Linked DNA regions of Homo sapiens: region 2 is linked to region 1. A link is a loop called in an ENCODE intact Hi-C map of the cell type or tissue named here. Cell type or tissue: GM12878. All regions are shown on one strand. Links, peaks and the distances in the headings refer to the core of each region. The heading gives the core; the rest is flanking DNA.

Evidence for each region. Peaks named below come from ENCODE experiments on the same cell type or tissue, not always from the same donor. Only the 100,000 strongest peaks of a DNase experiment are listed, where the experiment ranks them.
Region 2: a loop joins it to region 1, with 2.5 times the contacts of the local background. A loop is called at or near these places in 1 of 110 quality-filtered maps.

The regions. Positions count from the first base shown.
Region 1 is chr5:160,501,404-160,518,103 of GRCh38, reverse strand. No RefSeq gene overlaps it. Among named protein-coding and RNA genes, the nearest start is that of MIR146A, 24 kb to the right of the region's middle. RefSeq lists enhancers at 9,201-9,280, 11,868-11,927, 12,409-13,246 and a silencer at 11,246-11,295. In GM12878, for the core only: a CTCF peak has its summit at 9,148 (motif pointing left); a DNase peak (open chromatin) is centred at 9,123.
Region 2 is chr5:160,952,518-160,969,217 of GRCh38, reverse strand. No RefSeq gene overlaps it. Among named protein-coding and RNA genes, the nearest start is that of LINC02159, 22 kb to the right of the region's middle. In GM12878, for the core only: no CTCF peak of the experiment used is centred there; a DNase peak (open chromatin) is centred at 9,257.

The sequences.
Region 1 (16,700 bases), core at 7,207-11,206:
ATTTATTTTTCTCTTTGGGCAGTTCTAAAATACCACAAATTTAACTTTAAGAATCTGCCGAATGTTCCAGACAGCGACTGCATCGTGTGCAGTATTTCAGGTGAACTATGGATGGCAGGAGGAACCCTGGCCCCCACCACACACACAGACACACACACACACACATATACACACACACAGGCTAAAGTTAGATTGCCCTACATTTATTTAAGCAAGGGTAGAGAATCTTTTCAGAGGACAATGCATCTCCCTAAAGGGAGGTGGGAGGCCAGGGCCAGCTGGCAAAACGCTGTCCAGGGTAGAGTCATCCAAGATCGCAGAAGAGACATTTTTGCTCTGAAACCATTGTTTCTTTCACATTTGAACTGCTATCACTATTCCAAGATCCTCTCTGTGCTTTTGTTTAAAGGAATGTGGCATATTTAAAACATGCCTGTAAAAGGTGGATTCTAATTTCCTCTCCCTTTGAATATGGGGAGGATTTGGTGATTCCTTTCTAACAAATAAAACAGGGCAAAAGGGAGGCTGCGTGTCTTCCAGAACTAGGTTCTAAAAAGGACATGGCTTTCACTTGGCTCTTCCTTGAGATGCTTGTCCTTGGGATCCAACCACCATGTTGTGAGGAAGCCCAGGCACACACAGAAGCCGCACTTAGGTGTTCTGGCCAACAGGCCATTGAGGCCCCCAGCCAGCAACAGCATTGACCGCCAGATCCATCAGTGATGAAGCCTGAAGAGGATTCCAAGCACCCAGCATTCAAGCCACAGAGGCCCCAGGCACTGTGGGACAGAGACAAGTCCTGCCCCCGGCACTCTGAATTCCTGACCTGCAGAAACTGTAAGAGCTATTAAATGATGATTTTAAGCACCTAAATTTTGGAATAAGCTGTTACACAGCATTAGATGACTAACACAGGAATGTTTACAGACACTGTGCATCCTGGTTCTTAAACAAAGCCTTAAGGCCAGTAAGGCCTTATCCATTCAAGATAGAGGAGAATGAGAGGGAGGCCAGCCATGCCTGACCACTGTCCCAGCTACCAGCCTTCCAGCATGTGTGTCATCCTGCAGAGCAACATATTCCAAAAGAGGCTCTTTGGCCCCGAGCAATTTTAAGGTTGAAGGATTTTCCTATAATTCAAAGAGATAGGACTAAGCACAGCTTATCAACCCTGGATGTTTGCTTTCCCTAAAGAGCTAAGGACTGGCATTGCTAATCCCTTGAAAGTGTCCTTTCAGAGGCTCCCGTCATGTTGCGGCTCAGTTCACACATGCTTGGGAGAGACGAAAAGTCAATGGAGAGGGAATGGCTGTGTTCTGGGACTTGTCGTACCCCATTCTCCATGCCTGGCCCTAGCCACACCCCATATCCACTGTCTCTCACACCAGTACTGCTAACTCCCTCAGGCCAGGCCAGCTGTCTCCTCATTCACTCATTCAATATGCATCAAGTACTTACTGCATCAGGGGAGATAGACATTAAATCAATCATGCAAATAAATAATTATACTTGTTCTAAGCACTGTGAGGGAGAAGTACAGGGTTCTCTAGGGAGCTAGGGATATTTAAACTAAGACATGGAAAACTAGAGAATTATAGAGACAAACAAGGGCAGAGTGGGGGCATAAAGAGAACATTCCAAACAAACAAATAACATGTACAAAGGCCACAAGATAGGAAGAAAATGTGTGGTACCTGGAGTCCTAAAGAAAGACCAATCAGGCCGGGTGTGGTGGCTCACGTCTGTAATCTCAGCACTTTGGGAGGCCGAGGCGGTTGGATCACAAGGTTAAGAGATCGAGACCATCCTGGCCAACATGGTGAAACCTCATCTTTACTAAAAATACAAAAATTAGCCAGGCTTGGTTACACGCACCTGTAATCCCAGCTTCTCAGGATGCTGAGACAGGAGAATCATTTGAACCCGGGAGGCAGAGGTTGCAGTGAGCCGAGATCACACTGCTGCACTCCAGGCTGGCGACAGAGCCAGACTCCGTCTAAAAAAAAAAAGACCAATCAATCAGCACCATAAGACAGGATGAGAAAAAATAATAATAATAATTTTTAAAATTAAAAAAATTTAAAAAGAAGGACCAATTAGGACAGTGGGAGCAGAGAAAGCTGTAGAAGAGCCTGATGAAAGAAGCATCCCTGGGGGAGGGTGGGGGTGATGTGCAGGCCTCGTGAAAAGATTGGGTCTGTATTCCAAAAACAACATGCAGCTGCAAAAGCGTTCCAAGCAGGAGAGTGACAAGGTGAAATTTCTTTTGTTAAATCATTTCTGTTCCCTAACCTTATTGTTTCCCTCCTGTATGTGCACCTTTGTAAAACCCAGATCACATTATATCACAGCTACTTGCTTAGGTAACTTTCTCCCAGACTGATGGCCTCTGAGAGCAGGGACCATGCCTGCACCATACTTGTGACTTCATCGGGCTCCCTACCACTCCTCCTGCAGCCTGCAAGGTCTGGCACCATCATTCCCTTGTCCACCTCTCCAGGATCATCTCGAGTTTTTTTTTTTTTCTTCTTTTTTAAAAAAGTTTATTTTATTTTATTCTAGGTTCCGTGATATATGTGCAGGATGTGCAGGTTTGTTACATAGGTAAACATGTGCCATGGTGTTTTACCTCACCTAACAACCTATCACCTAGGTATTAAGCCCCACATGCTTAGCTATTTATCCCGATGCTCTCCCTCCTCCCACCCGACCATCCAGTCTTTTTTCTCTGGTCACTCACCATGGACGAGGCACACTGACAGACTGTCACTTCAGGGGCCCTTCCAAGATGCCCTGGCTAAGATAAGACCCCCGCTAACTGATCTCAGAGCAACCAATGCTTCCCCACTGGAGCACCTACCAGGATTTATATCACTACTTATATACATTATTGATTTAATATCTGTCTCCCCTCCTAGACTGTCATTTTCATGAAGGCAAAGAACCTGTCTCTCTTGGTCATCATCATATCCCCAGTACCTCGCACTGTGACACACATTGCTGGCATTCCAAAAAGAGTTGTTGAATGCCAGAATGAATGAGTATGCGTGAACTGGCAAATGAATGGGTGAATTAATGCATGACCCCAGTGGCCACCCGGGCCAGTTCAACCATGGATGTTGGGCACTTCTTTGTGATCACCCTTCAGTACTTTTAATGGCACAACCTCTTTGTTGGCCTCACTGACACACTAATGGAAGGAATCCATCTTAATGCAGCCTTTATAGGATAAATCAAAAGTGGGAACAGGTAGAGGCAGGGAAGGTATTTTTGGCAATCTCTGAGTAGTTATCTTAATCCTTCCACCAAGTAAAAGGGTGAAAACTGGCAAACACCCATGCTCAGTGAATGATTCCCTGTGAATGCATTCCTAAGCTCCCCAAGTCCAGGGCATTTCAAAGTCTTTCACAGGAACCAAACACAGTCCTATACGTCAGTGCTTTCCAAGCTACCGCTGGTCAAGGGCTGAGTTTTATTTTTATTTTCAACCCATCACAGAAAAATACTTTATAAAATACCAAAATTATATGCTTGGATGTGACAGCAATGTCAAATTGCTATAAATGTTTCTAAATACTTATTTTTCATTTCTGTACTCATTTCATCATGGGTAACACATATTTTGCACACTTAAACCCATCTGCAGACCACACTTTGAGTAGCACTGTTCCAGATCAGTACTCGCACTCCCACTGTGTCACTCCTCAGCCATGACAGACATTATTAATCGATTATCACACAGTTTCCCACTAAGACCACATTTGGCTTTCACATCTTTCTGTTCCTAGTATTCAAGACACTGAGCAAACAATCAGAGATACCATGGGAAATAAACCTTATTTATCATCTCTGCTCTACATGGTCCATAGATTGGCCATTTATCATATTTATGTCTGTGATAAGGAAATGTCTGTATTTTTGTTTATAGCCTAATGAAAAGTTCACAGAGAAAGGCCAACTCATCAAAAAGAATCCTTCTTGTTCATTCAGTTCAGTAGCAATCTTCTGCCGCTTGAAGAGTCTTTAATTCATACATACTAACAAAAGATGCAGCAATCTATATTAGATACACAAACTTCTGGTCTGTTCTCAGATGTCAGCTGTACAGATCATATTTGGAAATCTGGAATTACTGGTTGTTCATTGCTTTGATTCTTTCTTCCTTCAAATTCTTCATTCCTATGGCTTACCTGCTTTTATTTCAAGTTGTCACAAGGGTTCATTCACAGTGGATTGTTTTCAGTACTCATTATCCACTGTGTCAAAACACTGAGGGTTTCCATTCCTCCCAAGTTCAGTCTTTTCCCCAGCAAGACTAAAACCCCTCAGTCCTTCTCCTGTAACCATCAAGCTCTGACCCAAACTCCATTCACAGTCATGGAGAGTCCAAAGTAGAAGAAGCCACAAGAGAGAGAGAATTGATCTGTTGTCCCTGCATTTCAGATCCAAAGCTCAGTCTGAAGAAAGATGAATTTGACTTTGAACCTTTTCTCTCCACCTCACCTGTAAAGTTCTCTTTGAAATGGTTTTGCAGCTTCCCAGTGGACCCTGCAAACCACAGAATCACAGACTGTGAGTGCTAGAAGGGACACTGAAGAGCATCTATGTAATCAAAAATCTTCTTTTTAGCAAGGAAAAACAAATGAGGTTAGTTTGAAGAGTCAGAAGAATCAGGCTGTCTCACTAATCACTTGGATGACCTTAGAAGTGCTACTTCACCTCTCAGCCACCGTTTTCAAGGAAAACAGATAAGATCCTTAAAATGTGATGACAGTGACTCACTCACGGGCTAGTTGAGAACTAAATGAGATCACAAAAAGCAAAAGTGCTATGAAAGTGGGAGCACCACGTGAATGTCAGGGTTTTAGCTGTCCTGAAGTACAGGTTGAGCATCCCAAATGGGAAAATGCAAAATGCTTTGAAATCTGAAAGTTGTTGCGTGGCAACATGACACTCAAAGGAAATGCTCATTGGAGCATTTCAGATTTTAGATTTTTGGATTAGGTATGTTCAACCAGGTAAGTATATAATGCAAATATTCCAAAATCCAAAAAATGTGAAATATTAAACACCTCTTGTCTCAGGCATTTTGGATAAAGGATACTCAACCTGTACCACAGGAAACTAGAAGCAAGTGTCAGAGTGGAGACACAGGGGTGAGGGAGAGAGATAATTCAATCTACCTTTTGACAAAGACCTTGGGAGCTGGAATGAATTTAAGAAAAAGAATTAGGAGGTTTGGACCCATTTGTAGTCCAGGCAAGAAGTGATAGTAGCTTGAACTAGGATAGTAATTGTGAAAGGAAAAAGTGGACAGATTCAAAAATAAATATGAAGTAAAATCCTCAAGGCTAGATGATGGATTAGACATGGAAACAGACAGAGAGGTATTCAGGTGAGATTTCTGGCTTATTTAAGTGAATGGTGGCGTCGTCCTCTGAGTCTGGAAACACTAGAAGAGATTCAGGTAGGTGAGGCACAGATGGAAGATCACAGACTCATTTTCCAACAGGGTGAGTTAGAGACATCCAAGTCAAGGTGGCAGAGAGGCCACTGGAGCTGAGAGGTATGCATGGCTCAAGATATAAAAGAAGTATATGCATGGGGGTGGGAATGGAAGCAATGGGCTGGAAGAGATCGCCCAGAGAAAGAATACCGGGTGGAAGAAGAAGTGGGCCTGGGGCCAAGCATGAAGGAATCCTGATATTTAATGGCAGAGGAGGATGGAACCTCTAGAGAAACAAAGGAGAGACAAGAGAGACAGAAGAAAAGGCAGAATCATATCTCAACCAATGGAGGGAAGAACTGGCCAGTAGCATCAAGTGCTGATAAGGATTTATTTAGGATAAATATTGAAAAGTATCCATTTGATGAGCAATGGACATCATCAGTGCCCTTTCATGATAGAAATCAAACTCCAGGTCCTTTCCAAGTACAGGTTGTTCCCTGTTCCTTGTCCCCACTACCATCCAAGATTCATAGTAGACCTCCAGTCTCTGGGAAAAAACAGTCCTCCTTGAGGGACAGCTTTGGGCTTCAGTTAAGCCTGGAGCTTCGTGGAGACCCAGCTCCACCCTACCCTCTATGAAATCCTACGTACTGATACTGGTTTTGTCTAAAACACAGATGAAATATAGAGCACGCCTGTTACACCAGACCTGGGTCCACATCAGACATCACTAATGGATCAGAATTGCCACCTGCAAACGTGTGTCTCTGGGGGTGACTGTCTCCGTATCTCCAGTTCTGGTTTGCCTGCACAGCCCAGAACCCTGGATGCCCCTGCCCACCACATGGTCCATTTCTCCCTTAGGGAGGCAGAGACAGCAGAGATGAAGCACATTCCAGTGCCAGCACCTCTTTGTTCCTGGTTCCACATCCCTGGCTGCTCGGCTGCACACAGCTGGTCGGCCAGACTGTTGCATCTGTTCCCAATATTGATGTGATTCTCAGTGATTTGCTTTGGAAATCAAAACCTGGGGATTGTTGGCTTTATCTAAAAAGCAAGTCCTGCTCCACTGGGGAAGAGGAATGACTCGGCTCACAGCAGAGTTGCGTTTGTTTGGTTTTTCCTGTCGGACACAAACATCCACCCAACGGGTCCTGCCCAACATGGACGATGCGCGAGCCTCCTCTGGAGTTTGATTTGGGAGGATAATAAGCTAAACAAAGGAGCAGATGATCCCGGAGGCTTATTTGCAGTCTGCACAGTTATATTTAGCCATCTTGTGACTGGGTTGCTGCCTCTGTGTGGCAATTGCCCTTGGGAAATTTAATCCCTGGGGGATGCAGAGAGGGGACAGAACTGGGAAAGGGTATGGAGGGGTTTTAAATGCTGCTTTGGGGCACAGGAAGGAGGGTCAGACCAAATGTGTCCAACAGGCAATCAGCGGGGGACAGTATTTTGGACACTTACTAGTAGAAGCATGGAAGAGAATACAAAAATGTGTAAGGGGACATTTGTGTTCATTGTCTGTAAATTGTCTAGCACATAGGATTGTGAGGTCCCTTTGTCTTTCCTTTATGCCTACACTCAATAAGCCTGGCAGAGTGAAAAGGGCAGCGGGTGGGAAATCCAAAAACCTGGATTCTAGTCCTAGTCTGCCATCAGCTCAAAGCCATCTCCCTTCTCTGTAAAACGAAAAGCCTGTCCAGAGAGGATGATCCCTAAGATCTTGTGATTTTACCCGTGACAAGATGCAGAGAGGCCACGCAGCATCAGTGGGGAGCAGACGGTTAAGGAAATCGTGGAGCTGTCACAACGGAACACTCTGCAATCATTACAAATGGTGGTGCTGCTGGGCGCGGTGGCTCACGCCTATAGTCCCAGCACTTTGGAAGGCCAAAGTGGGTGGACCACCTGAGGTCAGGAGGTCGAGACCAGCCTGGCCAACATGGTGAAACTCCGTCTCTACTAAAAATACACAAATTAGCTGGGCGTGGTGGCACTGGCCTATAATCCCAGCTACTTGGGAGGCTGAGGCAGGAGAATCGCCTGAACCCAGGAGGTGGAGGTTGCAGTGAGCTGAGATCGCACCATTGCATTCCAGCCTGGGCAACAAGAGTGAGACTCTGTCTCAAAAAGAACAAAAAAAAAAAAAAAAAATGGTGGTGCTGATACCACCCGACAAAAAAATGAACTTCCATTAAAATAATCTGTAGAGGGGGGAAAATGGTGCTAATCTATATTAATTGAGACTGAAGGCATTTATAATCTCTTGCTAAGTGAGAATGGCAGCAGCAGCATGGAGCAGCCCTTCACCGTCAATCAGGCAGCTGTGGAATGGGAGAGAAAGACCACAGAGAGCTGGAGGGTGGTCCACAAAGGTCTGGAGAGGAAGGGGAATCCAAGCAGAGCCTCATCTCACTCCTGCTGACCTCTCTCCCTCTGTCTTTTGGGACTAACTTCTCTGGGAATGTGAACCCCAGAAACTGGGACTGCCAGAGAAAGGAGGTTTTTATATAGGATTTGTGTTGTGGCTTGTTTTGCTTTGTTTTGGTTTGTTGTCTTCATGATGTTTCATGCCCAAATACATGGAGGTAGAGCCCAAACCACCATCTTTCCCCAGCTTGAGGCAGCAAGAGGAGTACCAAAGGGAGCTTAGGTCCTTAGAGACCTAGTCACCTGGGGGGACACTCTTCGAAAAAGATGGTGGCTTTAGGCAGAAGCTCCACCTCTTGTTGGGGCCTAGCCTCGTAGAGATAGTCCATCATTCTAGAATGATGCGGCAGGAAAAACATTATATATCATCCCTCATTCCCAGAGCAGTCCTGTTTCCACCCTACTTATTCTCAAGCTGACAGGTTCATGAGCTAGTACAATAAGGCTCTGGATTCCAGGATAATGGAGGGTTTAATCTGAGTTTCAGGGAGACACGTAACTCTCACAGATATTCACCAAGTCTCCCATATCAGTCTCATCCTCATCAAAGGCAAAGAGAATACTGACTGTCATGGTGCGATTTGAAAGAACCAACAGTACCTCCTTCACCACCTGCCAAAATTCCACCCTTAGCTCTTCATTCCTTTCTGTTAAAGTATACTCAACTGCTGAAATGAAAAAAAAAAATGTATGAGTCAGGAAAATAAAGCTCCCTCAGTATGAAGAGCCCCCAGAATTAGAAATCACACAAATCACAAATAGGCATCTAAGTGGGCAGTTCTCCAGTCTCAATCATCTTTACCACTTCTCTTCTTTGAATCAGAAGAGTCTTTTCACATCACCATGTTATCCTTTTACAAAGGGGCAATTTAGGCCCAGAGGAGTTTCATTTCTTAAGCAAGGTCACACAGCACATTAAGAACCAACATTGGGGTCCTCTGACTCCTGGGAACATTTTAAAGGACTCTTTAAGGTGAAATTCAACACATTATTTCGTTGTTTTATAAACAGCAGGAACCTCCCCCACCAAAAGTCCTTTTTTATTCTTTCTTTGCTGGCACCAGCATCTATAGTGATTACAGTATGCAGAATGAAATCATCTGAGTGTGTAGACGATGTATCTGAATTCAGACACGCAGAGTTTGGGCTTGGAATTTGACACGTCCCACACCAGTGCAAACCCTATCGGCTTATCTGGGTGTGCCTGCAGACTTCATAGCCCTGGTCTCACGCTTCTCAGTCCTTTGCCTTGGTGTTCCTGCCCTCTAGTGGCAATAAACTTTACTACAGTCACATTCACCAGCAGACAGCAAATCAAACGGAAGTTAGATTTGAGAAGTTATAGCACTTTTCAGGAAGGATAAAGGCAACCCACATCTTTCTCTTTAAAAGCAGACCTCGTTATCATGGGAATGATGTTTAGTCTCACACACAAAAACGCTACTATCTAGTCTTTAGCACGAAACAGATCTTAACTTAGGCATCCAAGGTCCTGGGCTGGAAAATAGATTATATAACTGACTTAGGGAGTCATGGGAATAAGGGGGCTCAGAGAATCTATAGGGCAGGAACAGAAAGACTTAAAGTGGCAAAAGAGAAGGACATTGGCAGATGGTGCCCCCTGTCAACACTGGCATGAATTAATTCAAAGTCCTGCCTTCCCCTTTTCCCAGCTTTGAAGGTTCAGTCCCCTAGTCCCCAACCACACCTCCCTTTGCTCATCTAACTCCTGCTCCTTCTGCCCATATCAGCTCAAGGCTCCTTCCAACTCTGAAAATGAGATGGGCCCTCGTCTTATGCTCTCATGGTATGGGGAAATTTCCAAGCATAAGACTTTTTCACAGTCCTTAGTTTTATGTATCTCTGGTTATTTTCATGTCCACAGTAAATTATATAAGCTCCATGAGCTTAGGCACTGAGCCTCCCTTTATTGACCATTGAATCTGTGCCCCCAAAACAGTGATTAGCACATAGGAGGCCCTCAATTAATGCTGTTCAATTAAATTAATAAAATTGTAAGTGTTGGTTGAATGTGTGACATTTGTTTGCAGACTGAACAAACAGATCTTGTCTCAATGAAGAAAACAGGCAAAGTGTACCTAGGGTCTGTCCACAGGGCTATGCAGAGCCAACTGTGAGCACTTTCCTTGTACAAGCCGAGGGTGGACACTTTCCTTGGACATCACCCCAAATGCTCACCCTCACCCTGGGATGAGTAGCTGAGCAAGGGTCTTCACCGTAATTATACTTTTTGATCATGAGCATCCATAGGCTCAGCTTTTGTTCCTGCAAAGGTAACAGAATCTGCCTGAAAACAGAGGACCGAAGGACAGCAGACAGAAAGGCTTTGAAGACACCAGGAGACCTGACCTTCAGAGCTGCCTCTCTGTGTGACCTTGGATGCTACCTCCCTGCACTGGGTCTCCATGCTTTCATTTGTAAAAGAAGGAGCTTGAGGTATGTAACATCAAAGTCGTGGCGTTCTGCTGTCAGAAACCCCAGCTGAAGCTGGCTTAAAGTAAAAAAATGGAATATATTGCTCATGAAACTGCAAAGCCATGGATTCAGGGTTGCCTCGATCTAAGATATCAAGCAACGTCATCCAAGCCTGGTTTCTCTTCTCCATCCATCAGTTCTGCTTCCCTTTGTGTTCACTCCACTTGTAGGCAAGTTCCTTCTCTGTGAGGGTCTCTGGCAGCTCCAGGCTTTCATCCCCTCAGCAGAAAAATAAAGAGGCTCTCTCTCAGACCCAGAACTGCAGCTCAGCCATACCTTTTGGGCCGTATACTCATTCATGAGCCAGTCACAGTGGTTACGGGAAATTCTTGGCTCCACATGAATCACAGAAACACCACCCAGAGGCCAAGCTCCATGACAGTAATGAGGAAGCACTCTCAGAATGCTGGGGAGGAGGTACTACACACACTGAAACAAAAATGGCACCCCAGAGTCAGTGATCTTTAAAGACTCTTCTAGCTTTTTTTACCTTGCCGTGACTCTGAGATTTGATACCAGGGAAAGGGAAGGGAGAATAAAGCCATAAACACTCTCTAAACTTAGTCCAACCTCAAATCTTTCAAAAAGCCTAAATGCGGAATAACACTCATCATCCATTCTGAAGGGGGAAACGGGGTGACAGCGGCAGCCCTAGAAAGCAAGTGATGACTTTGACCCTCCAGAAGCCACGGGGTCTGAAAACGAATGACATTTTGATAATGCCACTAAAATGAAACATTTCTATTTCACAAAAAGATGGACAGTCAGTGAGATTCATAAAAAAAGAAAAAAAAGAAAACATTATTAAACTTTCCCTTTCACTGCTTCTTTGTATCTCTGGTTGAAATGGAGCAAGATGCAGGTTGCCATGGTGACGGCTGAATTTTAAATAACAGGGCTCAGGCGCACTGGCTGCTGGCTGTACCGCCCCAGGCAGGAAACGGTTGTGGGGAGAGAGACAGAGGCTGAGTGAGAAAGGAAAGAAAGCTGCTGGGCTCATCCCAGGACACTGTCACTTCTCCAACTTGTTTTCCTTGCACTGAGGGAAAGGTCCAAGAATGACGGACTCTCCAGCTTCTTCATAGAATGAGGGAAGGTGGGAGTCCAGATGCATAAGAACAGAACCTCAGAAGTCACCTTGTCCCTCCCCTACCTGATTCTCTCTTGTGACAAATGGATTTCCCCTACACTTACACCCCTTCCCACGAACAACGGGCCCAGCTCACCCAAGTGTTAGATGGGACACTGGAAGCCTGTCCCTAAGAAAAACGTCCCAAGAGTTAGAGACACAAAGGGCAAGAGCCCAAAGGATTTTTAAGTGAAAGAGGAATTTGCGGTTCAAAGCCCAGAAGCTGTCAATTCACATAGCTGTAGCCACATATTCCAGTTCTGCTCCTCTCTCTAGAACCATCCAAGACTGCAATGGAGAGATTCAGGAAGTGGTGAGTTCTCCATGACTGACATGTTCAAGCCCACATCAGCCAGTGAGGAGCTGCCCGACAGGGGGCTGTTCAAATCGTTTCAGGCTTCAGAGAGTCACGGTCCTGCTGGGGCAGCTCAGAGAATCCATGCGGTAGAAGACCAAGTCTTTCACCCTGCACCCTTCTACGTTCCCAGGCCAGGGAAGAGGGAAACCAGAGGCGGAAGCTGGAGGAACCAGCAGCCGGGGAGCCCAGAACTCCACTGTGATGCGTACACGCTTGTGAGGACTGGCTCTGACAGGAGGTGGTCTCTTCTCCACTGCCTTCACTGCTGGTATGTGTGTGTGTATGTGTGGGGGGGGTATGTATGGCAGGCCCAGGCCAGCGCTGTTTCCCTGCTTTCTTAGATCCTTTTCTCAGAACTTTGGAGTTCCTGACTCTGTGTGAGAAGGCACAGGCAGGTGGCCTGGTGGTGTTAACACTGGGCCACTGTCCCTTCTCTTCCCCTGGCTTCACCACACGCCAAGCAGACCCCAAAAAGGACTTGTGTTCTCAGCCTGCCCTGTCCCTTATCTCCTGGCCAAGGTAGCAGGCAGCCAAGGCCACTCTTTGTTTGTCAGGGAAAAGCTTCTAGATGTTAAATAGTAGTAGTAACAATAATAATAATAAACACATAGATTTTTCCTCATGGCTGGGAAAGTGGCAGGATTACTGAAGCTGAACACGTCTGACACTTCCCCAGAAGCCAGGTGAGCAGAGGCCCCAGGAGAGAAGGGAAGAGCCAAAGAGACAGGGTCCCTGGGCCTGTGACCTGCACCCCTGGGACCTGTCCTGTGCTCCAGGCCTGACAGTCGGCAGTTTGGGACCTGGGATTCCCCATCAGTATTCCCCAGGAAGGTCAGGACCGCTGGGAAAATGACAGCATCTTAAGAAGGAGATAAAAGCCAGGGGAAGAAAAGGGACAGTGGCCCAGTGTTCACACCACCAGGCCACGTGCCTATGCCTTCTCACACAGTCAGGAACTCCAAGGTTCTGAGAAAAGGGTCTAAGAAAGCAGGGAAACAGCACTGGACTGGGCCTGCCATACATACCCCACACACACATACACACACATATACCCCACACACCCATACATACCCCACACACACACCCCACACACACACATCCCACACAAGTACACCATACACACACATGCATGCACACACACCCCTCACACCCCACACACACCCCACACACACATAAACCACACACACACCACATGCACACATACACATACACCCCTCACGCACACCACACACACACACCCCTCACACCTCATACACAAATACACCACACACACCCCACGTACACCCCTCACACCCCACACATACAGACACCACACACACACTGACACCACACACATACACACACCCCTCACACACATACACCACACACACACCCATCACACCCCACACATACATACACCACACACACATACACCTAACACACACACCCTTCACACCCCACACACAGACATACACCACACCCACCCCTCACACCCCACACACACCACACACACAAATACACATGTCTCACACACACACCCCACATACCACACACATACACACACCCCTCACACACACATACACCCCTCACACCTCACACACACATACGCACACCGCACACGCACACCTCTCACACCCCACACACACACACAGACTCCACACACATACACACACACCCCACACACCCCTTACACCCCACATACACATACACCACACACATACCTTACACCCTACACACACGTACACCATACACACACATGTGCACATACACACACCTCACACCCCACACACACACCCTCACACCCCACACACACACCCTCACACCCCACACACACATACACACACAGGCTCCACACACACACCCACACACACACAACCCTTACACCCCACACACATACACCACACACACACACCTTACACCCCACACACATACACCATACACACACATGCGCACAGACACACCCCTCACACCCCAAACACATATACACCACACACACACACCTGGATCAGGGACAGGAGCAGGAAGGGGCCTTTTGTAGAAACAGTCCCCTGGGATACACACACACACACACACACACACACACACCCACACTAGGCTTGTGTATGCATGAAACAGCTCCTGAAAGATGCACAGGATCTGTCAACAGGAAGGGACCAAAGAACTGGAGATGAGGGGGATAGGAAGGAGGTTTATTTTTCACTGCACACCTTCTTGCAGAATTTTACTTATGTGCTTATATTGCCTTTTCAAAAAATAAATTCTGTCCCCCTTTCTAGAACACACGTACAGAACCTGTCCCTTGTCCGGTCCACGTGAAGTTAGGAAAACTAAGTCCTAGTTTTATCCTGCCAGCAATAGTGAAGCAGTATGATGTCATAATGAGTCTTAAATATCCTTTGCTTCAGTTTCTGAGGCTGTAAAATGGGGTTAATAATATCTATTCTACCCTCCTTAGAGGCACTTTAGAAGTTCATTGAGATAAAACAACAATAGCAATGATAATAGTTTAAATATATTGAGTGCTTAACATGTACTGGGCACAGTGCTATTGTCTCAATCCGAAAACAATCCACTAAGGTAGCAACTAATGTGAGTCTCATCTTAAGAGACAAGGAAAATAAGGCAGAGAAAAGCAACTTGCTCAAGGTCATGCAACTATATATCATAAACTAAAAGTAAAATTCAAAGCCCCCCCCTTCCCCACCAACTGACTGAATGGACCATCTCTTGGCCAAGGGGATCCCAGAGTAAACTTGAAGACTGAGTTCTCAGCCATGACAGGATAGGAGACTCAGATACACATCATTATACCCCCTCCCTCATTAACCATCATTAGCCTTTCTTCCCTAAGGGCTTAACAGAAAGTAGCCCTTTCAGACTTCATGACCAAGGACCCAAAAGCAAATGCAACAAAAACAAAAATAAATAGATAGGACTTAATTAATCTAAAGAGCTTCTGCAAAGCAAAAGAAATAATCAGCAGAGCTAACAGACAACCCACAGAGTGCGAGAAAATCTTCGCAATCTATACATCTTACAAAGGACTAATAGCCAGAATCTACAAAGAACTCTGATATGGTTTGGCTGTATACCCACCCAAATCTCAACTTGAATTGTATCTCCCAGAATTCCCCCGCGTTGTGGGAGCGACCCAGGGAAAGGTAATTGAATCATGGGAGCCAGTCTTTCCCATGCTATTCTCATGATAGTGAATAAGTCTCATGAGATCTGATGGGTTTATCAGGGGTTTCCACTTTTGCTTCTTCCTCATTTTTCTCTTGCTGCCACCATGTAAGAAGTGCCTTTCACCTCCTGCCATGATTCTGATGCCTCCCCAGCCATGTGGAACTTTAAGATCAATTAAACCTCTTTCCTCCCAGTCTCAGGTATGTCTTTATCAGCAGCGTGAAAACAGACTGATACAAACTCAAACAAATTAACAAGAAAAAAACAAACAATCCCATTAAAAAGTGGGCTAAGGACATGAATAGACAATTCTCAAAAAAAGATATACAAATGGCCAAGAAGCATATGGAAAAATGCTCAACATCACTAATGATCAGGGCAATGTAAATCAAAACCACAGTGAGATACCACCTCACTCTTGCAAGAATGGCCATAATCAAAAAATCAGAAAAATAATAGATGTTAGTGTGGATGCGGTGAAAAGGGAACATTTTTACACTGTTGGTGGGAATGTAAACTATGTACAACCACTATGGAAAATAGTGTGGAGATTCCTTAAAGAACCAAAAGTAGATCTACCTTCTGATCCAGCAATCTCACTACTGGGTATCTACCCAGAGGAAAAGAAGTCATTATATGAAAAAGATACTCGCACACACATGTTTATAGCAGCACAATTTGCAATTGCAAAAATATGGAACCAGCCCAAATGCCCATCAACAAACAAGAAATGGACAAAGAAAATATGGTGTGTGTGTGTATATATATATATACACACACACTCAAACAGCCACACACACACACACCATGGAATACAACTCAGCCATAAAAGGGAATGAAATAATGGCACTTGCAGCAACCTGGATGAAGTGAAGTAACTCAGGAATGGAAAACCAAACATTGTCGTTCCCACTCATATATGGGAGCTAAGCTATGAGAACAACAAAAGGCATAAGAATGATACATTGGACTTTGGGGACTCGGGGAAAGGGTGGGGTGGCGAGGGATAAAAGACTACACATTGGGTACAGGGTACACTGCTTGGTGATGGGTGCACCAAAATCTGACAAATCACCACTAAAGAACTCATTCACGTAACCAAACACCACCTGTTCCCCAAAAACCTATTGAAAATAAAAAAATAAATTTAAAAATATTTTAAAAAGAAAACAGCCCTTTCAAAAGACTCCACCACTGGTATCAGTCTACCGCCTAATGCTGCCTCTCCTTTTTTGCCCGATAAGAGACCACCGACCACAGGGTGGTTCTGGCCAATCTACAAAGAATGCACAGTAAGGGTGTTCCTGTCTACTTCACCTTTTGATGTCAAAGGGCCAAAAACTCCACCCTTAGATCATGCTAACACCGTCATTTTTTGTACATGGGACACAAGCAGGGGGATGAAGCTCAATTGCACGTGTGCATATTTCTCCTTCATAAATATTCATGATTCCTCTGATAGCTTATTGAATATGTATATTCGACCACTCTGCTCAGCATAAATTTCTATTCCATTTGCCCCACCCTCAGAGTATCTGTTTTGGGCTTCTGACCAGAGGCTATGCTTCCCACCCTGTCAGAATGGCAACCCTGCAGGCTGCAATCCTTTATGAGAAATAAAGCTCTCCTTTCCAAATTTATGAACCTCCTCATTCTTCAGTTGATGATAT
Region 2 (16,700 bases), core at 7,199-11,198, 450 kb before region 1:
ACCAATGGTTCTCAGAAGTCCCTAAGACCCTTTTCATTGGCTCAAATTGTTTTTGTAGTAATACTACAGTATTAATTGCCTTTTTCACTTTCCTTTTTTTCTTGAGGGTAAAATGAAGTTTTTCAGAGGCTGACATGTATTGATATCATTTCTTTGATGTCAATATGTAATGAGTTTATTACTGCTATTTTGAAATAAATTTACAAAAATTTAACTTTTTTTTCTAATTTCCCATGTGCTAAATATGGAGAGATGTAATCTATGTAAAGAAAACCTTTCGGGAAGTCCTCAGTAATTGTTATAAGTGCAAAGTGTCCTGAACCTAAAATGTTTGAGAACCACTGACCTGGACATACCGTTGCCTCCTTCCAAACTTCTCTCCACATTCACCACCCACTTTTACCACCAAACCTGCCTGACAGCCTTCCCTGACTTCTATTTCAAGGCTGCTCTCTCTGCTTTTAATATTAAGATCAACTCAGGATACGTTCTTGGAGATGGAGACATGGGATGAGGTCAGAGAGTACGCAATATGTTTTGCCCTGAGGGACAGTCACATGAAAGCTTCTTGAATATCAAATGAGGTACCAGTGAATCAAACATCGCAGTTAGAACTTGCACAGAAGATGCTGAGTGGCACCAAATGGATCACAGTGACTGACGCCCTGCTGCACAGTTGCTGACTATATTTTAGAACAAGCATGTGCAGAACTATGTGGATCCCATCGTTAAATAAATTATCACGTGAGACTTTCTCTAGTAATTACCATAGAGATGACTCACTCAAGTCAATTTGACAGTGGGACAGAAAGTTGCAACAATGCAGTTTTAAACTGTCAGAATTTAGAAAAGAAGTAACTCTCATGATATTTGCACAGACCTTAGTTTCTTATCTTCTCTCTAGCCCTTGAGGATTGTAAGCTTTCAATGGAGGAAGGGGTAGGAATAGCAACAGGAACATGGTGTGTCCCTGCAAAAAAGAATTTTATGCAAAAGGGAGAACAAAAAATGGTAAGAAAGGTATTTGTAATGCTACAGAACTCTGCGTCCTGCAGCAGTTCAGGTGCTGCTCTCATTTTTTCCTCCCAAAAGTCCTGTAAAGTAGAAATGGCCACCCACATTTGACAGATAAGAAACTTGAGCATAGGAGATGTATAAATGACTTGCTTGAGGCCACTCCTCAATTCGGTGATAGAATTGGGTTGCTCACCATGTCTTCCCCCACAAAAAAATCACACTTTGCCTTTTGTGAGCCAGATTGATCCAATTTTGAATTTAATTTAGTGTTTATTAATCACCTAAATAGGCACTGAGCTAGAATCAATAGGGTCTTCAAAGACGAAGCTGTACATACCCACATGGCCCCTGCCCTCAACGGAGCCATTGTGATAATGAAGTAGACATAGAGTCCTGCAGAAACCCAGAAGGGGGTGAAAGGGAAGAACTCCCTGAAGAAGGTATAATTCTTGTCCTATTTTATAGACAAGAAAACAAGAGTCTCCAAAGTGATGAAACAATGTGTTCAATGTACACAAGTAGGAAGATCTAGAGTGTGGATTCACATAGCAGCCTGTGTGATTCATAAACCCCAGGACTGTTCTGGGGGGCACACTCCTCAGCATAAGGACCTGAGGAACACCTTGTATGATGAGTGTGTACAGCGGACTAGGATGTCTTTGTCCACCCCTCAATTAGATTTACACCCTCCCTCTAGCCAGTGTGGCCTAATGGCCAGGAAGTCAGTGTTATGAGTAACAGAAGAGACTTCAAAAACTAGTAATAAACATCTGCTTGCAGAAGGGCGCTCTGGATGGGGAGCTGGGGGGATGTGAAAAAGTTTTATCATTTACCTGACAGCTCTTTTGTGCTTTTATCGTACATCATATACAAGTGTTACTTTTTTAATTAAAAGAAAGGTTACTTACAGGGAAAGGGGGGTATAGAGGGAGAGAAGAACGAAAGAAGGGAAGAAGGGGCCTTTGAGACGGGATTAAAGGGTGTATAGGATTTTGAAAGATAGGCAAAGGGAGAAGACACATCAGGAGACAAAAATTTGAGCAGAGGCTGCAAGATAGCAAAGTACAAAGCTTTTGTGAGGAAAAGCCTGAAGTAGACAGAATGATGAAAGACCAGAAAGGATTATAGGGAGATAAAGTAGAAAAAGACAGATGGGGGCAGATCCTGGAGAGCTGTGCCTGTCATTAAAGAAGATCAAATTTCCAGACCAGCTATGAAGAGTAAGGAAGAAGGAAAATGATTTCTTTTCCATAGTTCTTCACATTTCAGAAATACTTTCACCAGAAAGACTTCTAAAAATTTCTTCCCCCTGACCAATTGTAAAATTACATTGTCTAACCAAATTTATAATTTTCCACACTAGAATGGATGCCTTTCTTGTCTAATTATTTTATTCCTTTCTTGATACCATCCTCTGCCTTATTTTTGTATCCTAATTTGATTCTAAACCTCAGCTTTCTAAGGATTATGAAACAGCAAAAACATACTGACCTGCAGCTTTGCTGATCAGAATTATCAGAGGGAAGAGTGATTTCAGAGTGTCTCAACCAGTCCCCTTAGTTCACAATCAACACAGTGAGGCCCAGAGAGGGACAGGGCTCTCCCAAGGTCACACAGACAAACTCACAGTCCAGTGCCCTCATCAGTTTTCTGTGTCTGGCCCATCACCTGTTTGCCTGCTCAACTCGTTCCAGGGGCTCAGTTTTTGCTGAGGTAAGAGCAGATTCCAAACCAGATCATCATTTTTCTACATAAAGAGAATATCATTACCCTGCTTTCAGGAGTCAGGAGGGAAAGCACAGAGAGATCAGGGGCTGGCCCATGTCACACAACCAACTTGGCCAGAACTGATGCCATACTCATCTCTCCACAGTCCCATGATATCTCCATTTTCTTCACCCTGCAAGCGATTTTGGCATAAAGTTCTAGATGGGAAAATAGATGCAATCAATATGCCATTACTGTACCCATTTCCAAATTCAAAAGGACCAACTTTCATCCAAGAGGCCATGTGTCATAAAATATAAAGGCTTCTGCCACTCTACCTCCAGAAGCACTTCCTATTTGACCATAGAGTAGACACAGTCAGGGGAGAATTGGAGCAGAGTTTGGAAGTTAATCTATACTTTAGTCCCCAGCAAATTGCCTTTGAGTTTCTGCTTAAATTTTGAATAACATGCTACAACTACATATCAGGCAGTTTTCCCTATTTTCAGTCACTTGTTTTAAAGTTGTATTGTTATTAAAATCTCTATAATGATTCAATCTCAAAGGACTTCATGCTCAAGAAGTACAGTCCGTATGCAATAATAATGAGAAAGGAATTTCATTCTACACTCAAGAGCATGAGAAGGGACCCAAATAAAGGGACTACAACTGTATATAATGAAATTCTCTTTCTTCTTTCATCCTTTTTTCTCAATGTGCAGCTGTTCGACACCAACCTCCCTATCAAAATTCCTCCTCTGCTCCCATTAAGGCAGCTTCTTTTCCCTCTCACTTCAATTACCCTCTCTTTCCCAACCATTTATTCTACAGTTTGACTTGGCATCTCTCTTAGCAAGAAAGCATCACTCCTTCAGAAGAGAAATTTATCTGGCAATTTTGGGATTCTCTTTTGTGGGCTGTGTCAGTGTATGTAAATGTCCTCATATTAGTTCATTCTTGCTTTGCTATAAAGATATACCTGAGACTGGGTAATTTATAAAGAAAAGGGATTTAATTGGCTCATGATTCTGCAGGCTATACAGGAATCATAGCTGGGGAGGCCTCAGGAAACTTGCAATCATGGTGGAGGGCAAAGGGGAAGCAGGCACGTCTTACATGGCCAGAGCAGGAGGAAAGGGGGGCGGGGGGAGGTGCTACACACTTTTAAAACAACCATATCTCTTGAGAACTCTATCATGAGAAGAGCACTAGGGGGATGGTGCTAAACCATTAGAAACCACCTCATGATCCAGTCACCTCCTACCAGGCCCCATCTCCAACACGGGGGATTACAATTTGACATAAGATTTGGGCAGAGACACTGACCCAAACCATATCAGTCCCCTAATTTCTTCCCACTGAACCTGTTGACCCTAGAGTCACTCTTTCACAATACAGGACTTTTCATATTTAACAAAATATCTTAAGCCTGTAACTGCCCTCTTTTCTGTTCTCCAAACTAACCATGCCCATTGTGAAGTCTCTGGGCCTCCATATGTAACATATGATGTGAAATTCTTATGCAAAAAGAGGGTGAAAGAACAGACGTTGGTAGTGTCGTTAGCAAACATTAATTAAGCACTCAAATCTGAATTAAGCCAAGCATCGTTCTAGGTGCTGGGAGTAAGGTGCTAAACAGAATCCCTACCCTAAGAGAGTTTACCATCAGGTTGGAAGAGACTGAAAATAAATAAACAAATAAATATATAAGATATTATAGTGTGATAAAACTATGAAGAAATTAAAATATAACATGAGATAGAGAGTTGCTGGGAGTTAGGGTAGACTTACATTAGCTACAGTGCTCAGGGAAGACCTCTGGAGGTAGTGACTTTGGGGGTGAGACCTGAATAATCCGAAGGAAGCAATTATGTGACAATTGGAAGTCCAGCACAAAGAACTTAAAATGATAATCACTTGGCATCTTCAAGGAAAAAGAAGAGCATCCCACTGGGTTAGGGTGCAGTGCCTAAGGGAAAGAGTGATGGTCTATCACTTCGTGGTGGAGAGCTTGAGGGAATATGGGTAGGGAGAGCACATTTCACTCTTAGCAAGATAAAAAGCTATGTGAGGATTTGAATCAGGGAATGCTATGCTGATTTTTTGTTTGTTTGTTTGTTTGTTTTTTATTTCATTTTATTATTATTATACTTTAAGTTTTAGGGTACATGTGCACAATGTGCAGGTTAGTTAAATATGTATACATGTGCCATGCTGGTGTGCTGCACCCATTAACTCGGGGGGAGCGGGGAGGGATAGCATTAGGAGATATACCTAATGCTAAATGATTTTGTTTTTAAAAGTTTTCTTGGTGGCTATGTGGAGAAACAACTGACAGGAGGCAAGAGAGATGGCAGCAATACCAGGCAGGAGTGGTCCAGGCAGAAGATGAAAGGCGTTCCAACTATGTTTGTAAGAGTGGAGATGATGTGGTTCTGTGATATGTTGGGGAGGTAGACCCAATAGGATCTTGGTTTTTCAGTTGTACAGTCCTGCCAGCATGCTCACAGAATGTTCCTGAAGTCTTCCATGTTACAACCTCTGATTTCTGTGAGCTACTATTCAAATAAAAAGTACACAATACCTTAGAGCAAGCCACCAATTTTAGTTACATTTAAATCTAAACCTGTACTTAGTAAAATTATCACTGAAGTAAAGAGAGTCTGAAGATATGCATTTTTGTGTACAACACAAAAAATGTTTTACATGATTACAGAAGAGTTCAGCTCCTTAAAGCTCCAATAGTTCCAACCCTCCGCCTCCATTTTTTGGTCCCATTTATACCGTATAACTAACTATGACTTCCCCATGGCCAGTATTAGAACTCCAGAGTACCAGGACTGTTAGTTTGACTCCAAAGCTCAAGTGGTGTGGAGGTTTATGGATGACTCCACAATATTGATTCTACTCCAGGTAATTAGTCTAGGCCAGGCCAGGTAATTCTGTTTTTCGCAAATGATTGCCTCTGAAATTTACATAAGTCTCACTTAGTTAAGAAAATGTTAGAAGACAGTATTCTGGAGACTTCTATCAAATACATTCATTATCCCTAGAAAAGAAACACAGAAAGAGAGAGCCATTATTCTCTGGATATTATCATGTCTGGAGGTGAGACATGCAAATCCTACAGCCATCATTGAGTTTGTTACCTTCCATAAAATAAAACCTATGCTGAAGTTGACACAATAAAAAGATGGAAAGAATTTGGGTCCTTGATGACACTATTAAGGCGCCAATCAAAAATGCCTAGAGCCTGCTGTAACTCTAGACTTCAGGTTTTTGTGAGATATATTTTCTTTTTGCCTTAGCTGGTTTGCATTGTAGTTTTCGGTTACATTCAGCCAAATTCATTCCACCAGATATGTTGAGGTTCATTTTTATAAAAACATTAACAGATATTTATTAAGCACCCACTACATGTCATGTACTATTCTAAGTGCTGGTAATACAGAGTTTAATAAGGCAACACTGCCTATTTTTGTGATACTGAATATTCTCATTTGGAGGCAATAGGAAATAAGCAGAAATAAATCAGTAATGTCACATAACAGTTAATGCTATGAAAACAAAATGAGGTAAGATGCCAGAAAAGTACTTAAGGCCATAAGGAAAGGGGCAAAGTCTTATTAAAAAAAATTAGGTCTATGCAGAAGTGCACCAATCACATGGATGCTCATCACAGCAATGTTTGTAAGAGCAAAAGTAATGATACTTACTGGAAATAACCTAATGAAACACATTTTGAAACATTCATATGGCATTCAAACAGGCAAAATATATTGTCAATAAAAAAGACTGGGTTAGGTCAGGTGTGATGACTCACACCTATAATCTCAGCACTTTGGGAGGCGGAGGAGGGAGGATTGCTTGAGGCCAGAATTTTGAGACCAGCCTGGGCAACAGAGAGACCCCCATCTCTACCAAAAAAAAAATTTTAAAAAGACTGGGTTAAAAGAATATATGGGATTATATGACACTCTCTCTTTGACATATTCTTAATAAAAATAAAAAGCTGGTTGTAGAAGAGTATGTATGATGTTACCCCAATTATAGGAATTATATAAAGGACTGATGGATACAGAAAAGTCAATAAAGATAGAGAGATAGAGATAGAGGTAGAAATAGGTAGAGATTTACTTCTCATTGGTATGCAGTAAAGTTTATCAGTGTTGCTTACCTTTCATAAGAGACACAGTAGAAGAGGTAGACAGAAAATAGACTTTTTTATTTCTTGATTTTCTGTGCAGTTTTCAAATTTATTTTACTATGTGCACTTTTAAATTTATAAAAGAAATACATTTAAATTTTTTAATTACATGTAATTTTTTTCAGGGAAAAGCAGAGTGAGGAACAATAAATGTAAGTAAAGATTATTGCTTAAGAGAGGCTTTCGACATGCATGACAACAAAGGAGGATCACCTGAATTGAAACAGGAACCAGGCAGAAAAGGAGGCCATCTGTTCTACCTAGTGTTACCTGGCAAATACTATCCCCACCATCAGGGGTAAACACTGCAGGAAAAAATTCTACCACCAGAAGCTTTGCAATTCCAAGAGCAGCATTGTATGGGACCGGGTGCCAGGATTATCCACAAAGTAATTTCAAAGCAGAGAGATGTTGGAGGAGGATTTTATAAAAATACTTGAGAATGCCAGAACAGGCCAAAGCACCAACAGATCACAGGAGTACCAGGCAAAGTGCCCCATGGCAAGGGACTTCTGAAGACCTGCACATTGAGGAGAAGGTGTAAGATTATTACTGGGTATATTTATATGACCTTGGAGAGATCCTTCCTCCCAGGTCCTTTTGTCTGAGCCAGGCCAAGAACCTGTGTTGATTTCACTTAAGCTGTGACCACCCTCTTCACTGAACATGTGTTTTGAAAAACCCTCATCTGCTACACATCAAACCCATATTTGTGACATGAATAGCAGGTCTCCAAAGGAGGCTGAATCAAAGCCAATCTCAAGAGCACGGCAGATTGAGCAATCTATTCTACAATAATGGAAGAGATTAGGGGAGGAGCGCTTTTCTGGATGCCTGATTTTTTTCTTTTAGTCTTGTCTTCTTGTCTTATCAATAACCATCATATATTTGATAGTTAGAGAGCCAATTTTCTGATAAATAGTTCACATGGTGAGAAATAATAGATCAGGATGAAGAAAATAGGTTTTTGTTCACCCATGGAAGATTCCACACCCTTAAAGCACTGCTCTGTGAGTGCCTGACCTTCAGTGTGTCACATGCAGTTGCTTAATGATAAACCAAAGTTGCTGTCAACCTGGGAAATTTTGCTGTTTCTCATATTAACCGTGCAGCTTCAACCAGATCCTTTCACCCATTCCTCCCTTGCTTTGTTCCTTGCTAAAGTAGGACACCAGCCAAGGTAACAATCCAGGGAAAAGAAGGCATATAAAATATACAGTGCTTTGCCTTCTTATTAGTTTGTTAAGCTAATCTTAATTTCTAAAGTTATTCTCTTAGTCTCTAAAAATCTCTAACTCAAAGCAGCCAAGATTGAGACACATGTGGCTTTCTTAAACCCAAAGCCAGCATTGCTAATTGTTTACAGCACCACTTTCTCCTACTGCTTTGGGATGTGAGACCTCAGAACCTCAGGCAGTTACTTTAGAACTGACAGGTAAAGACAGTCTATTTGCCATTCCTGCAGCTGCTAAGCCAGGCATTTTCTTTGAATCCTAGCCATGGTTTGGGTGCCAAAGGAGTCAATTTCCCTTGCATTTGCGTGGTGCAGTGTTTGTGTGTGTAATTTAGTAGATCATGGCATCACTAATGGGTGACTGCTGAGAAGCTTTTAATTTGCATGGAACACATCCCTATGCTGAAAAGAAAGCCAAACTTTGCTTATGAATTGTCATCTGTCATTGAGAGAAAGTCTCGAAATGTGGACTCACTTTCTTGAGGCTTTCTGGAGAGTTTAAATACAACTCTAGGGCTGGGCACAGTGACTCATGCCTATAATACAAGTGATCCAGGAGGATGGCTTGAGGTCAGGAATTTGAGACCACCCTGGGCAACATAGCAAGACTCTGTCTCCAAATTATTTTGTTTTTAATTAGCCTAGCATGATGGCATGTACCTGTAGTTCTAGCTATGCTGGAGAGCCCAGGAGCTCGAGGTTACAGTGAGTTATGATCACACCACTGCACTACAACCTGGACAACAGAGCAAGACTCTGACTCTAAAAACAAACAAACGTACAGACATAACTCTGTGTAGGGGAAAGGCATTTTAACCTCTTTTTATCCATCCCCTTCCCAGGTCTCCTTTAAAAGAGAGAGGGGAAAACTGCTGGAATAATTGGTCAGAGATCAAGAATTAATTGCACCATGAATATTAATGGATAGGGCCACTGCATTAAAAGGCCTTAATTCCTCTTCAGCTATTCTCTACGTGCCTACACTACACACAGCTTGGTCAGTAAGTCAAATTAGGACTTGCCCTTGGCAGAACTTGTCAGCTGCCTCTCTTGTTCTGAAACTTCAAGAAACACTCACCTAGCTGAGTCAGGGTTTTCCTTGGAGCCCTGCCATCACGCTGCCTGCATGCTAAATCACTCTGGATGTGGCAATGGGTTAGTGTCTCATTCACTTTCAATTCCTTCTAACAAAAATATTTTGAGCACCCACTATGTGTAGACATCATTGTAGGTGGTATACATCCATCCAACTATATATATATACATATACATATGTTTGTGTATATATATAATTCTAGTCAATAACTAAGTAAAACCTAGAGTTCATCAAATGGTGGTAAGTGCTTTGGAACAAAATTAGACAGGCAAGTGGACCAGGGAATTCAGGGAGGGAAGGGAGATGTGTTCTGATTTCAAGTTGTATGGTGAGGAAAGCCCTCACTGAGAAAATGACAGTCGAATCATACCTGAAGAAGCCAGGATCTGGTCTTGTGACAATTTGGGGACAAGGAAAATCCAGATATGAAAAAGAGCAAAGGCAAACAGGAGGAGGCATTTCTGTGTGTCTGTGAGTAGTAAAGAAGCTGAGTTGCCTGGACAGAGTGAGCAAGAGAAGAGTGACAGGATGGGACATCAGAGTTACCAGGTAGACAGAGGGCAGCAAACTGCATGGGACTTCTGGGTCACTATGATGGCTTTGGGTTTTACTCAGGGAAAGAGGGAATAAACAAAGACATTTCAGGTTGTCTAAGTTTCCTGTTGATGCTATTTCAAATTTGTCATAAATTACCACATGGTTAGCAGTTTAAAATACCACAGATCGACTCTGTTATAGTTCTAAAAGTCAGAAGTCCAAAATCAGCTTCACTGGGCTGAGATCAAGGTGTAAGCAAGCCTGTTTTTTTTTTTTTTCCAGAGGCTATGAGAAGATAATCTGTTTCCTTGCCTTCTTCAGGGTTTAGTGACTACCCATATTCCTTTGCTTTTTGCCCTGCTTCCATCTTCAAAGTGCATCACTCCAATCTCTGCCTTCATCCCAGTACTTTATCATCTGACTCCTCCAGCATCCCTCTTATTAACATTTTTGTGATTACATCAGATCTACACAGATAATCCAGGCCCATCACCCCATCTCAAGATTCTTAACTTGCTGGCTGGGTACAGTGGCTCAGCACTGTAATCCCAGCACTTTGAGAGGCCAAGGCAGGAGGCTTACTTGAGGCCAGGAGTTTAAGACTAGCCTAGGCAACATAGAGAGACCTTGAATCCACAAAAAATAAAAATAAAAAAATTAACTAGGCATGCTGGTGTGTGTCTGCAGTCCCAGCAACTCAAGTGGAGGATCCCTTGAGCCCAGGAGTTGGAGGCCACAATGAGCTATGATCATGCCACTGCACTCCAGCCTAGGTGACAGAGCAAGACCTTGTCACTAAAAAAAAAAAAAAAAAAAAAAAAAAAAAAAAAAAAAAAATTAATTCTTAACTTACTTTTTTCTACAAAGCCTCTTTTTCCATATAAGGTAAAATTCACAGGTTCCAGGGGTTAGGACATGGACTTATTTCTATGGCCATTGTTCAGCCTACCAAAGATAATCTGGTTGGATTTAGGTTTCCAAAGAATTATCTGGATGCTCTGTTGAAAATGAACTTTTGGACTGTACGAGCAGAAACAAAAAAACCAATTAGGTTGCTCTTGCAATATCTTAGGCAAGAGATGATGATGGTTCAGTCTTAAGCAAGAGATAATGATGGTTCATCAGGGGTATTGAGAAGCCATACCTTGGAAATGTTTTAAAAACAAAACCAACATATTTTGCTGATATGGGTCATGAGGAAAATAGAAGAGAAACTGATTCCTTTAAGTTTTTAGTTTTAGCAGCTAGAAGGATAGATATTCTTTTTCCTAAATGGGAAAGGTTATTGGTTATTGAAGGAGAAGATTTGGAAGAAAGAAAATGAATTTAGTTTTGTATATTAAATTTAAAATTCCTATTGAAGACCCAAGCTGAGATGTCAACATTTGAATTAAATATTAATATGTGAGCCTAAACAGGTGCATCAAACTAGGCTTTACCATAATTGTGCACTGAGAATTATTATACATTGTACTTGAAATACCATTTGGCTATTATTCCTTGGATATAATTCAGACAGAAATATTGTGAGAACAAGGAAACATGGAAGATATGCAATAGCAGGTCAGGATTCATGAGCTACCAAAACTCTAGCTGTACTACCATCAAAATGCCATGCAAGAGACCCAAGATCCCATTTAACACTAACACTGTATGTATCTGCAAACATAGTTGCAATTTCTAAGGCTGACACTGAGATGTACAGAGATCCTGTTTCTTGGCTTATGGTCTATTCATCTGGGAACTTAAACTCTGGTTTGCATCAGAATCAGCAGAGTAGTGTGTTAAAATGCAACTTTCTGGATCCCATCTCCAGATGACTCAGGAGGTCTAGATGATAGTAGTAGTGGTCTGCAACCCAGATAACATTGAGAAAGAGCAAAGGAAGGACAGATGGGCTGTGGTAAATGAGTATTTGTGGTGGGTGTTTTATTTGGTTTGGTTAGTAGTTAAGAACTCACTGAGCACTTACCATGGGTAGGTATGATCTCACTTTATTCTCACAATACTTTAAGAAGTGGGAGGAAAGTACTATTATTACTCTCATTTTGCAGATGAGAAAACTGAAGGCATAGAAATTAGACGAATTTCCCAGATTACACAGCAGTCAAGGCAGAGTTGATCTTTTCTGTTGAACTTATGTGGCTCTAACTCCTACATCCATGCTGGTACCCAGTGTTCTGTGTTGGGGATGGGAACATAGATCAATTGAGTGGTATGAAAGATGGAAGGGTATGACTCTAAGATACTTCTGATAATGTCTGGATTTCTGTTGGAATTAGTAGGACAAGCTCTGCAGCCAGGCTGCCTGGTTTCAAACCTGTACTCTGCCACTTGACAGCAAGGTGACGGTGTCTATGCTATTTCACCTGTCTAAGTTTCACTTTTCCCCTCTACATATAGAGATATAAATAGCACCTATATCATCAGTTATTGTGTTGGTGAAATAAGATGATACTTTGAAGTCTTATTCTCCATGGCCTCCAAAATCTCTCCATGATCTGCTATCCTGTTTCCTCCTCAACTTTCTATCTGTACTATTTACTTCACCATTGTGCATCTTGCTCAAAGATGCTTGCTTCTTTTTATTCCACAAACAAATCTGGCTCACTGGGGACATTTATCTCAGAATATTCATCTGCCTGGAAAACTCTCCTTTCCCTTCCTCTCCCAGACTGTAATATGGCAATTTTTTTCTTATCGAGGTGTCAGTTCACATGTTTCTCCCATAGATAAGTTATTCCTGTACACTCAACAGAAAGTAGTCCTCTATTTCCTGGTCACAATCATATTACGGTTTTATCTATCTTTTCATAATATGTATCACTATCTGTATTTGTGGTGTTTGTTTACTGGCTTGTTATTATCCCTACAACTATAATTTAAGATGCATAATGTCGCTTGTTCATTACCACAGTCTGAGCTCTTAGAACAGTATCTGACATGTAGAGGGAACTCAATGAAAATTTATAGACAGGAAGAAAAAGAAGGGAGTGAAGGAGTGCTGTGTATGACTAAAAAATTCGGGGAAAGAACCCACAGTGGGAATCACTAGCTCCTAGACCTCATTAAATTCAGGACCCATAACCACATTTTTAATATCTTTAGAAAATCCACATTTAACTGGAAATTGTCCCATGCACTCAACTCATTTTCCAAACCCATCCCAGACAGAGGGATCAAACAGATGGACTCTGCATTGTACCTGGGAGTGCAGCCAAATCTAGCTGGGCTGGTTGCATTGGAAAATCTTACAGAAATGGAGTAGAATTTACAAATTTGAAAGGGGAGTGAGGTCCTGCATCCCACTTCCAATTTTGGATCACCCAGGTTATGGCTTTTAAATGGACATTTGTATTGTTTTTCTCTGCTTAATGTTTGTTCCTTTTCTATTGGGGATGATGAGACATCATCTGGCATTTCTGCCAATCTCTTCACCACAATTATCTGCCAGGCAGAGGATGGCTGTTTTGGGGAAAAGACTCAGCTTCTCCAGTGAATCAAGTACATGTACCCCCTCTTCTTCAGGGTCGTGGACAATGGTGAGGGAGCAACAGGAAAGGTTTTGTGTGTTGAAAGATGTTTTGGGATCCCTCATTTATTTACCAGTTTCAATTAGCAGTTGAGCAGAAACACCTTTTAACTGAGACATAAACAGGGTCAATTCCCAAAGAAGAACTATGGTCTGTGTTAGGAAGAACTTTTGAATCCCCTCTGGGGCATCCATAATGAGATTTTTTCAAGATGGCAGCACAAGAGACTTGACATTCTTTGAGAACATCCATCTTACTCAAACTTGGATCTTCTCAGTCTAAATGGCAGGCCTCTTGCTGTCCTCCAAACTTTGACAAAATAAGTGTTGGGATTTGGTCCACTTCAGCAAATACTTACAGAAGAACATCTACCATGTTCCAGGCCCCATGTGTTGGTGTTACCATGGTAAACTAGGCACTTATCTCATGGAGATCACAGTCCAGTGGAAAATAAAGTCAAGGAAATAGATCATTACAATGCAATGCAAACTAGGCTATATATATAATAGGGTATATTATACAGTACTTTTTGGAGCACAGAGATATGTACCTAATATAGACTTAGGTGGGAAAAAAAGTCTACCAGACAAAACAATATCCTAAGCTGAAACCTGAATGATTAGATGTACCTGAAAGGATTTTGGACCAGAAGTCAATGGACATGGATTAAGGCCCGATTCTTTGAGTTATTAGCTTTGTACATATAAGTAAGTCATTAATTTTTTAAAATAGTCTCCTGTCTTGGAATTGGGGATAATGGTTCAGCCATCTCACAGCACCAGGTAAAAACAATAGATGTGCAAATGATTGGTAAATTCTAAAGCCTTTTACAACATTCTAGCTATTACTTGAGGCACCATTTGCTATCAATACTCCAGCACCTCAGCTTGTTTGTGCTTGAATTGGGGCCAGAAAGTTTAGTTTCATCCTTTCCCAGCATCATTTATCTCTGAAAGTTCTTGAGGTTATTTTGTGACCAAGCTTTACGAATGTAAACCCAAATTTATTGCTAGCTTAACTCTGCAGATATTCAGTCTTATCCTCTGCCACACCTCAAGCTCTGACCCTATAGAGTTTTCTCTACTCTTTATACTTTTCTAGGAAACAAAAGAACATGATCCATGGATATTTATTAATATGATTTGTGATTTGTCAGCAGATTTGGGAATAAAATGTTAATATTCAAGCACCATAATTGAATCATATTTATATAAAACACAAGATTTTATTGCAAAGCAAATATGAGGAGCAAGCTCTTCTGTGGCAATATAGCAAGATATGACTTCATTCCTTATCTTTTTTTTTTTTCTTTTTGAGACGGTGTCTCACGCTGTCACCCAGGCTGGAATGCAGTGGCACGATCTCTGCTCACTGGAACTTCGCCTCCAGGGTTCAAGCGATTCTCCTGCCTCAGCCTCCTGAGTAGCTGGGATTACAGGCATGTGCCACCATGCCTGGCTAATTTTTGTGTTTTTAGTAGAGACAGGGTTTCACCATGTTGGTCAGTCTGGTCTCAAACTCCTGACCTCATGATCCGCCCACCTCGGCCTCTCAAAGTGCTGGGATTACAGGCATGAGCCACCGTGCCCAGCTCATTCCTCATCTTTTATAAAGCACAATAGCACTTTTAACTCATGGCGCAGCCCCTTTCACCTACTGCCCTTAGAGGCAAGTTAAAGATCTCCTAAACAGAAATACATTTTTCCACTAATGAATGTAATAGTAGTGTGTTCATCTCCTGTGTGATCTGGGATTACCTATGAGATAGTAAACCAAACTCTAGAAACCCTGAGCCTAATGCCCAAAAAGCCCATGACAATTTCTTAAATAGATTTGGGGAAAAAAAAAACACACACACACACAAACACCCAAATGAAGAGTGAGTTGGGAGAGCAAAAGACAACCTGAAAGAAAAAAAGAGATCCACTAAGGATTAATGTATGGAGACAGCATTTATGTCCTGCCCTACATTATCCTAATTTGAAATAAGCAAGTACTTTTTTTTAGAAACAGACTTTTCCAGAAAACCTTGAAGCTGGATGAGATCTCTTCCACATACCAGAGCTCAGAGAGCTAAGATAAAAGATACCTTGCAACGTAACACCACCTCCAGACTTGCATAATTTGGCCAAGGACTCAAATTGATAAAAGAAAGCTAAATCAGCAGCTTGAGACAAGAATTGATGGATAACTTTTTCTCAGAAGATGTTGTGATTCATTAAAATTTAGCTGAGAACTTCTAGAATTAGATGTTTCCATCTGAAGCTTTTTTTGGGGGACAAAGAGTAGTAAATGGTTAAAAATCTGAATTCTGAACTCTGGTTATAGTAAATTTAGCTGTGGTATTTGCATTTGGGGTTAATACAGAAAAGCATTCATTTCCCTTCTTACCAAAAGGATGAAATCTAATGAAAGAGCAACCACCTAAGGAAATAGGAAATGGTGGAGATAGCAAATCTTCTTCCAGAGTATCAGCTAAAGCGAGTCACTGACGGGGTAGTATAGAGAGAAGGTGAGTTGAGGATGGCTTCACATTTAAGAAAAAACATCTTTCAGCATAACTGAGACAAATATCTGTTTGTGTTCAATTCAAACTTTACATTTTTTCTGAAGGAAGGATATCTTTCTACCCAAAAGAAAGTAGAATCACAGAGGCAGCACAGAGATGCCTCAAAAACAGAAAGCTGACACTATTAGAATTTACTAATTATTCTCCTTTCTGCCCTCATTCTTAACATGCTTCTTCCTGCCCTCATATTTAACTCTGCCCAATTTTGCTTCCTTTAGTTAAGTGTTTCCCCCATTTCTGTATTATGAATTCAAACAAGACTGAGACCAAATATTGTATCTCTCTTTGTATTGTTCCCTCGCCTTGCCCACTAAGCGCGCGTATAATAAGCATCCACAAAGTATCTGGTAAAAAACGAAAATAGATAAGTACAGTTGGATTCTCAAAGAGTTAGCACTTTTTTTCTATCAAGTCTTGCCTCTTCCTTAAAATAAGGAAGAAATATGTTTTAATTAAGTACCCTCATTGCTACTCTTTTATTACTTACTATTCCCACCCAAATCTCCTCATTCTGCCTACTTCTTTCCCTCTAGACATGACATATATTGCAAATGTCCATGTGTCAAAACTTACTGTTTTACTTCTCATTTATGTAAGAAATTATGTTTTCAGATTTTCATGGTAAAAATTGGTTCCCTGATAAACTAATCCATGATCCAATAGCTAATGGCTCATCGTACCTTAGGTGTGCTAGTCCTAACTATTTCATAGGAGACCCCTGGAGACACAATGCCTTTATGAAAAGATTCTATGTCTATTCTAGACTGTTTAATAGGCCAATGGAAAGATAATCTAGAGTG